Linked DNA regions of Homo sapiens: region 1 is linked to region 2. Evidence: chromatin loops called from intact Hi-C (ENCODE). Cell type or tissue: heart left ventricle. All regions are shown on one strand. Links, peaks and the distances in the headings refer to the core of each region. The heading gives the core; the rest is flanking DNA.

Region 1 (8,121 bases), core at 2,150-7,149, 240 kb before region 2:
GGACAAGCCACCCACAGGTTTCTCCTCCTTGGTTTGGATACTTTCTGAGGTCAAGAGCTGAGAAGGTGATGTAAGTCCTCGGGGCTGTTTAGTTGACTTGGTGAGCTTCTTGAGTTCACTTGCGAAAGAAATGCCTTTCTTTTTATCTTCTCGAGATGCCTGTGGGAACAAAGAACCTTCCATTGGTGTTAGGTTAAACTCAGGTTCCTCTGTCACATGACACTATTTCAGAAGAGCGCTTTCCTCTTCTCTCTAGAGCTTTGGAGAGAGTAGGGCTGAGGAGCTCCCCTCTAGGACTGCTTAACCGCAAGCTCGGCCACATGTTTTTTCACACAGTGAAAACAAAGCCAAACAATTTTCTCCTAACTCCATTCCTTGACTCAGGAACTTTCTCCTAAATTTCACCAGCTTCCAGATCTGGCTACAGTGTAATTATGGGTATCAGATAACTTAAGAACAGAGCAAAATAACTTTAAACTTTACCTGCACCTGCTCCTTTAGCTTAAGGATGAATTTTCCTGCACCTTTCCACTTGCTTTGGGCTTGAAACACACACTCCTGATCCAGAAGGACCCGCTGAGAGGACTTTGGTGTGGTAGTCTTCTTGTTGGTAGTGTCTTTCACCACCTCTTCCAAAAGCACATAGTCGCTTGGATTGGGGTTGCTCAGGATGCTGTAGGAATATTTGGCTTTGCATAAGGTCTGAAAGGTAAGTTATGATCAACTGAATAAAGACACAGAATCTCCAACATTTGCATTCATTCTATATGAAACTTTAAGGTGGAAAAATGGCCCAGACTAGAGATGAAGGGGATCTTCCAGATCATTTCATCCAACTCATTTTGCAGTTGTATAGTTGTAGCTTGTAATGTAATTTCCCACGTTACCTCATTTAGCTTTGCAACAGTCTATGAATTAGGTGTTATTATCCTGAATTTCAGACGAGGAAGCTTATACTTAAGACAGGTTAAGTAGATTCCAGGATATATACAGCTATAATAGTAACAATAAAGGTCTGAACCAGATTTTCTGCATGTACCAGCGCTCACAGACATGAAAGTCAGCCAGTGAGGAATAGAATCTTGCTCTTCAGGAGCGTCTCTGTCCCACTGGGCTATCTCTATCACAGAGTCTTGGATGTTGAAAGAATTTTAGAAGTCAACTGATCTCTCTTTTCATTTAATATAAGAATGTCTTTCATTGATGCATTTGTTAATTCATTAAATGTTTAGTGAGGGCCAATTATGTCCCAGATACTGTGCTGTACTTTTAGGGGAGACAAAGATAAGTTAAAGAAATGTAAGTCTGGGCCCTTTGGAATTCAAAGTCAGTTGAATAAGATGGCTAATATTAACTAAGTTATCATACAGTAAGAACAGCAAGTAACCCTTAAGTAATGTTTACCATTTGCTAGGCATTGTATTAAACATCTTACATATACTTAACCTTCAAGGAAAGTACTATCATACTATCTCCATATTGTCTATGTGGTGGTCTATGTGGTGACTTACCATGTAGTGTTTTGCTGGAGCCAACGGGAATAGTCTGGTGAAATCAGATATGGTAGGGGCATTTACACAAAAGAAATAAATAAGGGCTTTTATCTTTCTTTTACAAAGAGCTGGTTTACCAGCACACTACTATAACTAAGGCACAGATCTGAGCTTTTACTCCAGGTCTCAGAAGTAGAGCTGGGATTTGAATCTAACACAGCTTGATCTAGGGTCTGTGCTCTTAATTGTTGTGTTGTATGTCTTCTCAAATAGGTGTTTGATGAATGGCCTACCCTAACAAGGCTATGAAGGAAGCAAACTTCTCTGAAACCATGTAAACTCTCAGAGAAGCGTGATTTAGAGGAGGGGAGAGGATCAGAGTAGGCCTCCTACTTGTCCTCTGTAGGATCCTTGAGAGATGGTCAGTACCTACTGGCTTAGGTATTTCTGGGACCATGACATTGTCACTGCAGAGTCACTTCCTAAATCCATTATTATCAATGCTTTATAGAGATCCAAACTCACTGTAGATACTAAGTGTCTGTTGAAGGAATGAATTAATATTTCCAAGATTTTAAACTTTTAAAATTTGTTTTTGTTTGAGACAGGGTCTGGCTGTGTTGCCCAGGCTGGAGTAAAGTGGCACGATTTTGGCTCATTGCAAACCTCTGCCTCCCAGGCTCAAGCGATCCTCCTATCTCAGCCTCCTGAGTAGCAGGGACTACAGGTGCATGCTACCATGCCTGGCTAATTTTTGTACTTTTTTTTTTTTTAGACGAAGTTTCACTCTTGTTGCCCAGGCTGACGCGCAATGGCATGATCTCGGCTCACTGCAACCTCTGCCTCCCGGGTTCAAGCGATTCTCCTGCCTCAGCCTCCCAAGTAGCTGGGATTACAGGTGCCTGCCACCACGCCCAGCTAATTTTTGTATTTTTAGTAGAGATGGGGTTTCACCATGTTGGCCAGGCTGGTCTCGAACTCCTGACCTCAGGCAATCCACCCGCCTTGGCCCCACAAAGTGTTGGGATTACAGGCGTGAACCCCCGTGCCCAGCAATTTTTGTACTTTTTGTAAAGACAGGGTTTTGCCATGTCAGCCATGCTGGTCTCAAACTCATGAGCTCAAGTGATCTGCCCCCCTCAGCCTCCCAAACTGCTGGGATTACAGGTGTGAGCCACTGGGTTGGTTGTTTTTTTTTTCAATTAGAGACAGGGCCTCACTCTGTCATCCAGGCTGCAGTGCAGTGGCCAGTCATAGCTCACTGCAGCCTCCAACTCCTGTGCTCAAGTAATCCTCCTGCCTCAGCTTCCTAAAACTGGGATTACAGGCATGAGCCACCATGTGAGGCAATTTCCCAGCCTTAAGAGGCACACACTCCCCTTTGAGGTCCCTGTTGTTGAGGAACTTCACTCATAAAATGAGCCATCAGTGCACAGACATTTGTTCCAATAATTTATGCTGAGGAAAGGACTCAGGTGAGGAAGGGAGAGGCTTTTACCTGCTGAATGACATCCTGTGCAGTGCTGACGCGGGGTGCTTTGATGACTGTTCGAGGTTGCTCTGGAGAAACATCATGCACTTGGACAAAGAAACTCTCCTCCTCTGAGCTCAAGATCACCTCTTTGTCATCTTGAACAATGTTTTTCTCTTCTAGGTTCTATGTTTAAAAAGAAAAAATGTGAGTAAATAATAGGTTTATGCAGAATAAAGAAAGACAAATCTAGCAAAAATCTGAGCTTGTATCTTGGTGATGTAGAAACTTCTTAGCTTAATATCTCATATACTATGTTATTATTTCATAAACTGTTCTAAAAGGATATACCTATCTCCTGAGAGGAGGAAACTACTGTGCTTCTGATGATGTTGATAGATCCATAACAAGCCAATTTATCTGCTCCTATTAGCTGTGGGTTTTTTTTTTTTTTTTTCTGAGATGGAGTCTTGCTCTGTTGCCCAGGCTGGAGTGCAGTGGCATGATCTTGGCTCACTGCAGCCTCCACCTCCTGGGTTCAAGCAATTCTCCTGCCTCAGCCTCCTGACTAGCTGGGATTACAGATGTGTGCCACCATGCCTAATTTTTGTATTTTTAATAGAGACAGGGTTTCGCCATGCTGGCCAGGCTGGTCTTGAACTCCTGACCTTGTGATCCACCTGCATCGGCCTCCCAAAGTACCAGGGTTACAGGTGTGAGCCACTGTGCCCCGCCTAGCTGTGGATTTTGAGAGTCCAAGTTGACTGTAGGTAAATTTGTAGAAAGACAATATACCATTTTGCCAATTAGCAAAAGCCAAATAAGAACACAGTAAATTGTATTTAAAAGAAAGCTCACCCATTTCCACAGACGTTGAGCATTTAAGAAATGCTAGACATCTGAAATATAAACCATGAAATTGACAGGTTGGGTGAACAAAACTGCAGTGACAAGGCTGAATGAATGGCTGGAGGTAAGCCACATTGAAACAAATTTTGACAAAATTCACAGTAAAATTATGAGAATTAGATTAATTGGCTTTTTGGTGGATTATGTATCTACAGATATATGTATCTTATTAAAAATTTTCAAACAGTACAGAAGCGTATCAATAAGAAAAACCAAACTTTTCCCATTCTCATCTTTTTTCCTTCTCCCACCTTATTCGCCACAAAATACCCCACTGTCATTGGATAATACATCCTTTTAAACATTTGCTGTGGATGTTCAAATGTATTTTTGTGTATGTGACTATGTAAAGCAACACCCTTGAATTAGGTGAATTTAGATATAATGTGATTGTCAAGCAGCTGCTGCTGTTCTTTGTCCACCACATTTTCAAATGAGGATAGCTTCCCTTTTGCAAGAGGGAGACTTAGTAAAAGGGCAGGGAGAGGTAAAGTAAGTAAACAGTAGACAACCTCATCTCAGCAAGTGAGGTCTTGGCAGGAAAACTCCCTTATCCCCAGAATTCTAGCCTCATCTCTCCAGACCAGGCTACTGAAATGGGTGCTAACTAACTAACCAGAAGAATCCATGAGTTGCTGTCGCTATCTTGGAAGTTCCAACTAGAATTGTACCCATTGATTAAAGTCAGAATAGATAACTGCCACCAGGTGGCGCCAAAACTGCAACCAGGGCCAGAAAGGACTGGCTTCTGAAGCTTGCCCCAATCATTTAATTAACTTTGCAATCATGGCCTTATAATTACATGATTTTTTGTTAAATAAATAAAGATATATAATCTATTTTAACTTTTTTCAATGAGTGAAAAAATCCATTTGATTTTTTTCCCATGAATGAATACTCCATTATATAATGGAAGGGGGGGAAGAGATGAGCTATTGTCTCTTTTTACATAAAATGAGATTGTATCCTATGTATACTGTTTTACAACTTGCTTAATAATATGTCATTGCACTGATCATCATATATTTAACCAGTCAGAGAGTAAGATTGAGAGGTAATTCACATGACATAATTTATAATCTTTGTCCCCCAAACCAGGAGGCAAGAAATCAGAAAACCAGAGTTGGCACATAAAATGTCCCAACAACGATGCATTAAGCTTTATTTTTAAGAGAGCACCCTTAGGAGGCTGAGGCAGGAGAGTGGTGTGAACCCGGGAGGCGGAATTTGCAGTGAGCTGAGATCGCGCCACTGCACTCCAGCCTGGGCAATAGAGCCAGACTCCATCTCAAAAAAAAAAAAAAAAAAAAAAAGAGCACCTTTGAGCCTCCCTCAGAGCTTATTTTAAGGTATTTCTAGCCACATTAGTTCGAAGCCACAGGTTATGAACAAAATAACAATAGCCCTCACTTATATCCCTTTTTACTAAGCATTGTTGTACACCTTGTCTGTGTACATGTTTGACATGAGTCTCATGATCATTTCTTTGAGTCAAGTAGGGTAGTTTGTATATAGATTTTACAAATTAGGGCAGTGAGGTTTACAGAAGTTAGGTGGTCTGTTCATTGTGACAATCCTGGTTTACCCAATTTCAAATCCAGTAACAGAAGAGGACACATTGACCACAGGAAGATGTGGTATCTGACAGCTTGAAAGCCCAGGAGACAAGAAAATTATAAAAGGCAGGAGAGATCAGAGGTCACAGAGAGCAACTGAAGAATTTTCATATATGGGCAAACTGCTTATATGTCTTATTAGTTCCATGGGATAAAATAAATGGAAATACTTATAGCCCAAATCTGTCTCCTCTAGTAGTGCCCTCTTACATTCAGTAATTACTGAATTCATTTATTCAATCAGCAATTATTATTTGGGTATCACTATGCACCAGGTAAACCTAGATACACTAAATTTAGTTATCTTTTGAGATATATTTCAGTCATTTCAAAAATTTCCTAACAAAGGCATATAAAGGACAACTTGCCATATTTTACTTATCAGAAAAATCTTGTTAGCCTTCCCTTCTGATTTATGCCCCTTTTTCTTCAAAATGCCTTCCTTTACCAGCCTTTTGGAAGCATATTCCTGAGGTCCCTACTGCCTGTTGTCATATACTTTTTTTTGTTTTTAAAGATGAAGTCTTGCTCTGTCACCCAGGCTGGAACACAGTGGTGTAATCTTGGCTCACTGCAACCTCTGCCTCCTGGGTTCAAGTGATTCTCCTGCCTCAGCTTCCTGAGTAGCTGGGACTACAGGTGCCTGCTACCACGCCCTGCTAATTTTTGTATTTTTAGTAGAGATGGAGTTTTGCCATGTTGGCCAGGCTGGTCTCAAACTCCTGAGCCTGCCTTGGCTTCCCAAAGTGCTGGGATTACAGGTGTGAGCCACCGTGCCCAGCTTGTTGTGGTATACATTTAAATTGCATTTGGGTGTCCCTCACCTCCCCAGCTCCTCTGAGCATAAAATGAAGCTTCCTGTGACACTCAGCAGCCAGCCTGTCTTCCCTCTAGCCTACCCACTGCCTCCTGCTCCTCCCAAGGTGCTGAGTGTGGGTGATCCACAAGGATGGACACAATTTCAGCTTGGGTAGCACAGGATGGTGGAAAGAACACTGACCTGGAAGCCATAGACTTGAGTTCTTTCTACTTCTAACCCTGTCATGATTTCACCTCTCTGAATCTATTTCCTTAAGTGTAAAATGGTTTCCATTATATCATTCAACATAGTGTTTGAGGGCTTTCAACGCTGTAAATCATACACAAGTATGAGGTTTACAAATTTACTGATTTTCTGACATCGCTTAGAGGATACATACTTTTTACATGTAGCTAATTAATAAGGCAAGACAATTTAGGAACAGGACAAAAATTTAGACATTAAAGATGGCTTCAAAAGTACAGCTAAGCCCTCTGATATTTTATCATAAAGTGATTATTATTAGGGTTGCCTGGTCTCTGTCTTAGCAATTAGTGTGTCTTAATAGGGAGAGAAGGCTGGGGAGACAATTACATTTTTTTGCTTAAATTAAATGCCCTTTCATTGTCTCAGGCAAGGTCAGGGAAAGAAGGCAGTGGCTCTGGGCTCTAGAGTTGATGCTAGAGCTCTGTAGAGGCTTTAGGTCACATTCACTCACTGTGACTAGAAAGTGAAAACACACAATGGTTAAAATTGGCTATTATCTTCACTGTGCCCTAGCAAGCATGGGCCTGAGGCACCTTCTATCAGGCAAGCACTATTACATGCCCCAAAGGAGCAGATCATGTGCCCAGAACAGGGCTTGGTACATATTAGGTGCTCAATATTTATGTAATCAAATTGTTGAATAGACTCAACTGCTTGACTATCAACATGTCATGACGCATGACTGTCTATGCTAGAGAAATGACCTTATATGTCATTCTTAAGTTAGTAGGGTTTTCTCAGTTAATTCAGGGAAAAAAAAAAGTGCTTCATCAATTAAGTCAAACAGGAGCCAATCAGTTTGGAGTCAACATGGCAGTTGTTGCATCCTTTCCTTCCCAGGAATGATCATGGGAATCTTAGCACACGTAATATAAATTGTTACTAATTCTGACTCAGGCCAAGATATTATTCTTACTTTGTATGAAGTTCTGGAATATTTTCAAAGAAATATTATTATTTTACTTGTAAGCATGGAAGCTTCTATTAGCTAAAACTTCTATTAGCTAAAACTGGAAGTCAGTCATCCCCAGAATAGAAAATACCTGCAGGTTTTGCATTATACAGTAATGTGACCCTCACAACGATGTCTTTTCACACATACAAATAAAATACTGGACCCATAGCTGATGACATGCATAAGGAATCTTTGCTTCCTTTATCTTATAAGGTATGTTTTTATTTATTTTTAAAATGGAATAGTTTATTTGTGTGAGAAAACATATTTCCTTGTCTTTTTTTTTGAGACAGAGTCTTGTTCTGTTGCCCAGGCCAGAGCACAATGGCACGATCTCAGCTCTCTGCAACCTCTGCCTCCTGGGTTCAAGTAATTCTCCTGACTCAGCCTCCCTCATGAGTAGCTGGGATTACAGGTGCCTGCCACCACGCCTGGCTAATTTTTGTATTTTTAGTAGAGATGGGGTTTCGCCATGTTGGCCAGGCTGGTCTTGAACTCCTGACCTCAAGTGATCCACCCACCTCGGCCTCCCAAAATGCTGAGATTACAGGCGTGAGCCACCACGCCCGGTCTAAGGGATGTTTTTTAGATTGAATTTCTGTACCTTAGAG
Region 2 (8,121 bases), core at 1,739-6,738:
TTTCTGTAACATTTTATTTCTTTGAAGCAAATACTGCAAATGTTTCCACCTGCAAGTCTGGGCAGTGGTACATGGCTATTTGTCATAAGCTCCTTGTGCTTTCCCAGTATTCTTGAAATATCCATAATAAATAAACACAAGCAAACAAACTATCTCTAAAACAACCTGTTGATATTAAGAAACAACAGAATACAGAAGTGCCTGGATAACTCTGTTTTTGAGAGTGCAGGCTGGGCCTACAATGGAAACAGTGTAAAGGCTGGTGAAGGGGGCCAGTGAAAAGGACAGGTGAATGATGTGAGGAAACACACATATTTCAGTAAGAATGTAGGTCTGGAAAATAAAGTCTAAAAGCAGAGAAGCTGACTCGGAATCCAGAGAAGTACAGGCCTCATTTGTTCATTCACTGCACAAATAGTCATTGCACTGAAATGAAACATTTTACTTGGTCCCTGGGCTAATAGCATGTCCAATCTCATGGTAGAGACTGACTCATGAAAGAATCACAACTAATAGCTGATCTTAGCTAGGAGAAGGGGTGTGGTGGTCTAGGAAGGCTTCCCTGAGAACATAAACTGAAGTTAACAACCAGGTAAAAAGAGGCTGGTAGCTAGGAGAGTGTGTCCCAGACAGAGGGACTAGCACATACAAAGGGCCTGAGGCAGAGAGGAGTTTGGACCTGTGAGGTGTTCATGCAGAATCTAAAGACATCTCAAGGTTCAGGGGTGCTGTGAGAATGGGCATTTAAATGAGGGACTAAGGGGAGTGTACTTAGGTCTTTCTCAAAGACCAAAGTACCAGAGAGAACTCATCAAAGGTGAAGGACGATGGGTAAAAGGCTGAAAGACAGCTGAAAGTAACAATAAAAACCTAGCAAGCCAAGAAATAACAGGAGTAGTTAACTGTCCTGCACACAGTTCATACCCTGGGATTCCCCATCACAATAGTAAAATCAGCTATAAACTTGAAATGTTAAAACAAATCGGTAGATTGAGTTGCAGAGGACACAGTGGAGAAGGAACATTGGAAACTCCTCCAAGGAAGGAATAGGAAAGTTCCTTGCATATGCTTTTTGGAGAAACCTCGAGAGCTAGGAGGCAGCAAAGGGAATCATGTCAGCAACAGCTAAAAAACCAACCTAGAAGCATCCTTCCTGGACTCTACCCCAGGCTAAGCCTGTCACATAAAAAAATTCAGAAGTCAGAAATTCCAGTTGGCTTAGGGCAAGAATTTTTCCTGAGGGTTCTTGAACTGGCTCTGCTATAAAGAATAGAAGATAATATGTTTTTAAATTTTTTATGTTAAATTAAATTTCTTTTTTTAAATTATACTTTAAGTTCTGGGATACATGTGCAGAACGTACAGTTTTGTTACATAGGTATACACGTGCCATGGTGGTTTGCTGCACCCAACAACACGTCATCTACATTAGGTATTTCTCCTAATGCTATCCCTCCCCTCGCTCCCCACCCCACGACAGGCCCTGGTGTGTGATGTTCCCCTCCCCTTTCATAATGAAAACCGACATCTTGGGATTAAACCAAAAGAAATAAATATAACTCAATGCTTTTCCCTAATTTCATGTCAATTCCAGGCTCCAGAGAGGACATTAATGTTTTCTCATTTCAAATAATGCTTAGTTCTTTGGTGGGAGAGCTTCGTGACCTCAGATTTGCTCCAATGCTTTCTCTTAATGTTGTGATGAAAATATCCACTTGACTCAAGTGACATTTTCCTATTTGCCATCAAGTCCAAGTGTAGCCCCTTGAGAGAAAAAGCAACTTGGGGCTATTTTTTTTCTCAAAAATTTTGTAACGGCTACCAATTACAATTTAATTAATTTAATTACAGTTTAATAGAAATATTAAAACTCTGTCCACATTGGGGAAAGTGAATTCTAATTACACCGTGGAGGGATGTAGCACCTACAGCTGCAGATTTGGGTTCTGCCTCTTCCCAGATGTTACTTTGCACACATCCTCAACTTCCAGAAGCCCATTCCCTGCAGATAAACTAAGACAAAAAGACTACCTCCTAGAGGTATTGTTGTGGAGGTCAGATTTGGTAATGTTTGCTAAGCATGAAACAGAGCAAGCATGCAAAATGTTGTAGCTATTGCCAATCTTTTAAAGAATGAGCAGGCCACACATGGTGGCTCACGCCTGTAATCCCAGCACTTTGGGAGGCCAAGGTGGGTGGTTCATGAGGTCAGGAGTTCAAGACCAGCCTGGCCAAGATGGTGAAACTCGTCTCTGCTAAAAATACAAAAATTATCCGGGCATGGTGGTGGGTGCCTGTCATCCCAGCTACTTGGGAGGCTGAGGCAGAGAATTGCTTGAACCTGGGAGGGGAGGTTGCAGTGAGTTGAGATCGCACCACTGCATTCCAGCCTAGGTGACAGAGCGAGACTCTGTCTCAAAAAAAAAAAATGAGCAAAAAGTGATTTTCAAGACCATGCTTCATGTTTTCTGAGGGGCTAATTTGTACGGAAAAGCACAAGGCAAGAATTGCGACCTGAAAACATGCAATTTTTCTTCATAGGACTAAAATCACCTTTAAAAGGGGGTTATAGATGCTGAAAACAAAATCACTGAAGTCACCACAACCTGCTCATTTCAACATATAAGAATTATTAAGGACTAAATGCTGCACATCACTATAATATTAAATTCCCGAGGCTGCCATTCTAATGCAAACAAATCTATCAGATGGCAATGTTTGCCAAAAAGCTGAAAGAGCTTTAGAATTCAATTCAGATATTTTTAAAAAGTCAATAAGGTGCCATATTATGTAACTACATCATCAGAGACTGAGACAGTAACCCATAATCAAATAAAGATTTCTGCAACAGATGTCTAAATATTCACATTAAATGTAATAAATAAAGACTAGCCTCACACAAGTTCAACTAAGGTTTTGCCACCAAATCCTGTGTTTGCTGTGAATTTTTAAACTTTGTTTTTAGGTCTTTTGCTTTTTGGAACAGCAAATTAGGGATTCTGGGTGTAAAAGAGTACTTTTTACTTTTAAAATAAAGTCCCTATCCTCAGATATTTTAATTTTGTATCTTTATCTCGCAGAAACAAAATCTCAAAGTGCACAAAGATGTAAACCAATATTTATTCCAACACTGTTTTTTTGTTTGTTTGTTTTTTTGAAACAGTGTCTTGCTCTGTCACCCAGGCTGGAGTGCAGTGGCACAATCATAGTTCACTGTAGCCTTGACTCCTGGGCTCAAGTGATCCTCCCGCCTCAGCCTCCGGAGTAGCTAGTACTACAGATGCATGCCATCATGCCCGGCTAATTTATTTATTTATATTTTTTTGGCAGACTTGGGGTCTCACTATGTTGCCTGGACTGGTCTCAAACTGCTAGCCTTAAGCGATTCTCTCACCTTGGCCTCCCAAAGGTCTGGGATTACAGGTGAGATGAGTTGGAAACAACCTTAAGTGACTGCCAGTAGGAAAACATTAACATAGGATGAGAAATTCACACTATAGAATTCAGTGCACCATTGCAAAGAATGAGGTTACCTAGCAAAGGGTTTCTCAACCTCAGTACTAAATATTAGGGGCTGGATAATGCTTTGTGAGGTGCTGTCCTGTGCCTTGTAGAATATTTAGCAACATCTCTGGCCACTACCCATTAGATGCCAGTAGCATCCCGTCACCCCAGTTGTTGACAACTGAAAATGTCTCCAGACATTGCCAAGTGTCACCTCGGGGGCCAAACTGCCCCCAACTGGGAAACACCAGAGCGAATCACATTCATAGGCAGCCCTGATACACTCATAAGTGCACAAAGCAAAGAACAACACTTGTTACATAATGCCTGTTTTATTTCGATGAGATATATAATTGTTTATGTTATAGAAAAAGTCTGGATAGGTATGCAAAAAACAGTTAATACAATGAGAAAGTGAGGGAACTGTGGGTGGGAGGCTTTCCTCTTGTACTTTATCCACTTATGTGCTGTTTCAGCTTGGTAGATTTTAATTTCAGAAATGCAGTTTCTGAAAATAAACATGATACACAACTTCACAGTAAAGACAAAGGTTTAAACGGGTGGGACGGGAGGAGTCTTGTAAAAGGATGTGTGGTCAGGATAGGAAAAGCCCCCCTCAAGGTGGGTGTCCAGCAGAGCTCATGGGACACCCACGGCTGCCAGCAGCTGCTTCCAGCACCCTGGCCTTCTAGGAGGCTGAAATCATTATCTGACCATCAGACTGGAAGTATTCCAGTCTGCAGAATAACAGTCCTCCAACTGTACACTCCAAAATTCTCCTGAGGTTTTTTATTTTTTTCCTTCATGGCAGAAATTAAAGGAATCCTGCCAGGATTCAGCTGAAAGAGCAAGTGCTGAAAGATTCAGTTCTATTTCCACCTACTGGTAGGAAAAAAGACAACCATGCACAGCTCAGAAAAGGCGGCACAACCTCCAATGCTCCATTCACACTGACCCCTCCAACCCTGGAAGACCTTTGTCCTCTGAACTTGTACTGCAACAAAGCAACATCTCAGAAATCACCTGACAGTAATGTAAGTGTAACTAGATTCAAAACATCTTGAGGTGTCAATCAAATCAACCAGGGTACAGTTTTTATAACATCTGTCTTTACTCTAAGCCAGGAATTCTCTCAAGAAAACAGATAATAACCTCCTACTAAACACTCTTCTCTCTAATAAGGATATCCCGTACCCCTTTTATTTATTTAGCTCTTTTATGAGGCTCTCTAGAGCTACCGCAGAAGCAGCTTAGCATGGAGGTAACACACACACACACACACACACGCACGCACACACACACAAACACACACACAGGGCCAATGGTCAAAAAGACTTGAATTTGGGTCTCAGACTTTTCCATTGACTAGGATTTGGCCTTGAGCACATCACTTAACCTCTCCAAGGTGCCATTTCCTCTCCTGTAAAGTAGGCATCCTAATGGTAACACCTCACAGGGCTGTTGTCAGGATTAAATGAACTCATGTATTCAGCATGGTACTTGATGCATAGGAAATAAGCATTAGCTGTTTTTATTACACAATAATTCCACTGACTTCCACCCATTTTCCATCTGAAAAACTGAGGCAAAGGGTGATACTCAAGAGCAAGGAAACTCTGAACAGCAGAACGCATTCTGAATGTGACCCAGGTCATGCTGCAGGTCTCCCCAAACTCCCTGCCTTTCCCAGTTCACTCAGGAAGAGGATATCATCTGTTGTCATAACAGAAGTGCCAGCATACTTGTCTCATGACATACATATTTCCAGTCAGATGATCCAAATATTCCCTTCATTCAAACAAAGGTAGCCTCAGCTCAAAACAGCTAGACACCGATACCAATGCTTTCACCCAATGTCACTTTTACTGTAAAGAACAGAATGCCAGCAGTTTAGTCAGTAGAAGTCAGCAGTAGAATTCAATCTTTCAATGTGAATGACTCCCTAAATCCACATTTACAAATTTGTCACCTAATTTTACACCAATTATGTGTTCTCAAGTAAACCAACATGGACATTAACATGTTCAAACAAAATTAAAATTCTACTAGCCCAATATTTTTTCAATGTCTTATTGATGTCAATCATTTGGAAAGGATGCATCTGCCACCTACTTCGTATTAGATGGAGGGGAGAAGAAGGTGACAAGGCACGTGCTGCCCTCAAGGAGCTCCCAGTCTAGCTGGGGACATGGGCACATCCCTGACTAACTAGCCATTCTGCTAAAGGTGCAAAAACAAAGCACTACAGAACCGAGAGGAGAGAGAAACTAATTGTGATGGTGAATGTGGGGATTCCAGAAAGATCTCACAGAAAGATAATTCCTGTGTTAGTTCTTGAAAGATAATAATTAGGCCAAGAAGAGAAGGGGAAGAAGGCAGGCAGAGAAAGGAATCCACAAAGACAAGAACAGAACCCCAGGCACTTGAAATCCTACTGACATTGTAGAAAACATTATGTGTAGACCCACATTTACAAGGCATAAATTGTCCAGTTGAGGAGAGGACTATAATTGATTGATATGGCTGTCTCACTTAATATTATACAAGTTATTCTTTAAAAAATCAATACTAAGCCCTGGAAAATGGATCAATGCAAAATTGGGATCTGAGGAAATAAAGCAATTAATATCATTAGTAACTAGACCAATGACACCTTTTAAAAGGAAATATATTTAAGCATTAGTTAAGTGGGTTTTGGTTTATCACTATGAAATCTATGTTCTGGCAAGATAGTATCGTAAAGCATTTGAGTAATTATATTAATGTTGTTCTAAATGGCTGTTTACATTTTGGACTTAATAAAGATACTCATAAAGCAGTTCCATTTAGAGATAAAAATCACCAGATTTACTAAACTCAGGACATGAATAGAAAATGGATTTCACATTGCATGCCAACTCTGATCAACTGGTAGAACTGTTTGGGATGGGCCCTGTGTTATGGCTCACACCTATGGTCCAACCACTTTGGAGGATAGCTTGAGCTCAGGAGTTTGAGACCAGCCTGGGCAACATAGGGAGACCCTGTCTCTACAAAAAATAAAAATGAAAAATAGAAATTAGCCAGGTGTGGTGGTGTACATCTGTGGTCCCAGCTACTCAGGAGGCTGATGTTGGGAGTATCACTTGAGCTCAGGAGTTCGAAGCTGCAGTGATCCATGTTTGAGCCACTGCACTCCAGCCTGGCTACAGAGGGAGACTCTGTCTACAAGAAAAAAAAAAAAAAAAAAAAGAACTGCTTGGTATGATACATTATGAAAAAAATTTTAGGCCCTGTCTGAACTTGAAACTGACCCAGTTTTCCCATAGAAATGATATTTATGGGTCACTGAATAAACATAAAAATTGGCCCTCCATCTTAACACTTGAAACTTGTATTTGTCTTAACTGAGTGCCTTCCTCAGGAACTGACCCTCAGACAAGGGACTGAAACTCAATAGATCACCACAACCAGACAGTGAGATATCAAATCCCTCATTGATCATGATTAATTCCCTAATTCCTGTTTTCCCGCCTTCTGTGCTATATAAACACCCTAATTTTTGTCAGTCCAGGAGCTGGATTTGAAACCTCATCTCCCATCTCCTTGGTTGCAGCACCGATTAAAGCCTTCTTCCCTGGCAATGCTTGCTGACTTGGTGATTGGCATTCTGTGTGGGGAGCAGTAGGACCTAAACCAAACCTCTGGTGTTTTGGTAACAAATTCATGAAAAACAAGTGTCATGATTAGTAGCATCTGCCATGGGTGCAGTGGGCTGGAGGTAGCACATGTGCCCAGTATTGCCATTCCTGACTTAAAACCCTAAAGTGGAAGGGAAGAGGAAATGAACTAAATTGATCGATTGGCTTCTATTTATTGAATCATAAAATGCTGTCTTCTCCATACTGGTTTTAACTGTCTTCTCTCAATTCTGCTTCCGTATCTTCACCCTTCCACCTGGAATATTTCCCTGTCTGACCTCCTTCTACAGACCCCTCTAGGTCTAACTCAAGCCCCACTTTCCATGAAGCCATTCCTGACAATTTCCAGTCCTCACTGAGCACCATATAACTTTAGACATAACATTTAGAAGTTTATAAAGTAAGTTGGTTACTTGGAATTCAAAACATGTTTGCTCATGGAAAAGGTAATATAAATGCTGATTAGTATACTATGCTAGTCTATAAAAATCTAAGTAATGACATGGGGAAAAACAATGTATGTGCCAGAATGTTCATTTAAAAAGAAACGATCATGAACTGCCTGGGGTTGGTGGGTGGGGTGGTGGGGGGAGCAGTTACACTCCTAGAAAATGCTGGAAGTTTGGGGTGGGAAACTGGATATGGAAGGATGAAGACAGGAGCCAGGATAACTGGTGTGCCCTGGGGTAGGAAGTGGGGGGCAGAGAGGGAAAGAAAACACCCTGTGCTCCCTGACAAAAGAGGCTCTGCAGCTGGAAATGCTAGAGGAGGGGCCCAAGCTGCTACTGAGAGGGAAGGTGTACACCCTCTCCCCCATCAGCACCATGGGCTCTTCAGCGATCTCCACATTGCTCACCAGTGCATCTGTGTGGGTGAGTAGACACTTCTGGTGAGAGCTCAAAGAGGAAGGCCACCTGGTGACATTGGGTCAGACTCA

Evidence for each region. A loop is a pair of places that touch in the nucleus more often than their neighbours do. Peaks named below come from ENCODE experiments on the same cell type or tissue, not always from the same donor. Only the 100,000 strongest peaks of a DNase experiment are listed, where the experiment ranks them.
Region 1: it touches region 2 in a loop (4-fold over the local background); 53 of 110 quality-filtered maps call a loop at or near these places.

The regions. Positions count from the first base shown.
Region 1 is chr10:94,316,930-94,325,050 of GRCh38, reverse strand. PLCE1 (phospholipase C epsilon 1) reads right to left here. Exons shown (of 33, transcript NM_016341.4): 30 at 2,992-3,150; 31 at 484-702; 32 at 1-159. It also overlaps a transcript of NOC3L not described here. Among named protein-coding and RNA genes, the nearest start is that of PLCE1-AS1, 34 kb to the right of the region's middle. In heart left ventricle, for the core only: CTCF peaks have their summits at 4,384 and 4,585 (motif pointing right); a DNase peak (open chromatin) is centred at 4,590.
Region 2 is chr10:94,072,802-94,080,922 of GRCh38, reverse strand. The region is part of intron 2 of PLCE1 (phospholipase C epsilon 1); the gene reads right to left. Among named protein-coding and RNA genes, the nearest start is that of PLCE1-AS2, 32 kb to the left of the region's middle. In heart left ventricle, for the core only: a CTCF peak has its summit at 4,366 (motif pointing left); no DNase peak of the experiment used is centred there; H3K27ac peaks cover 1,731 bases.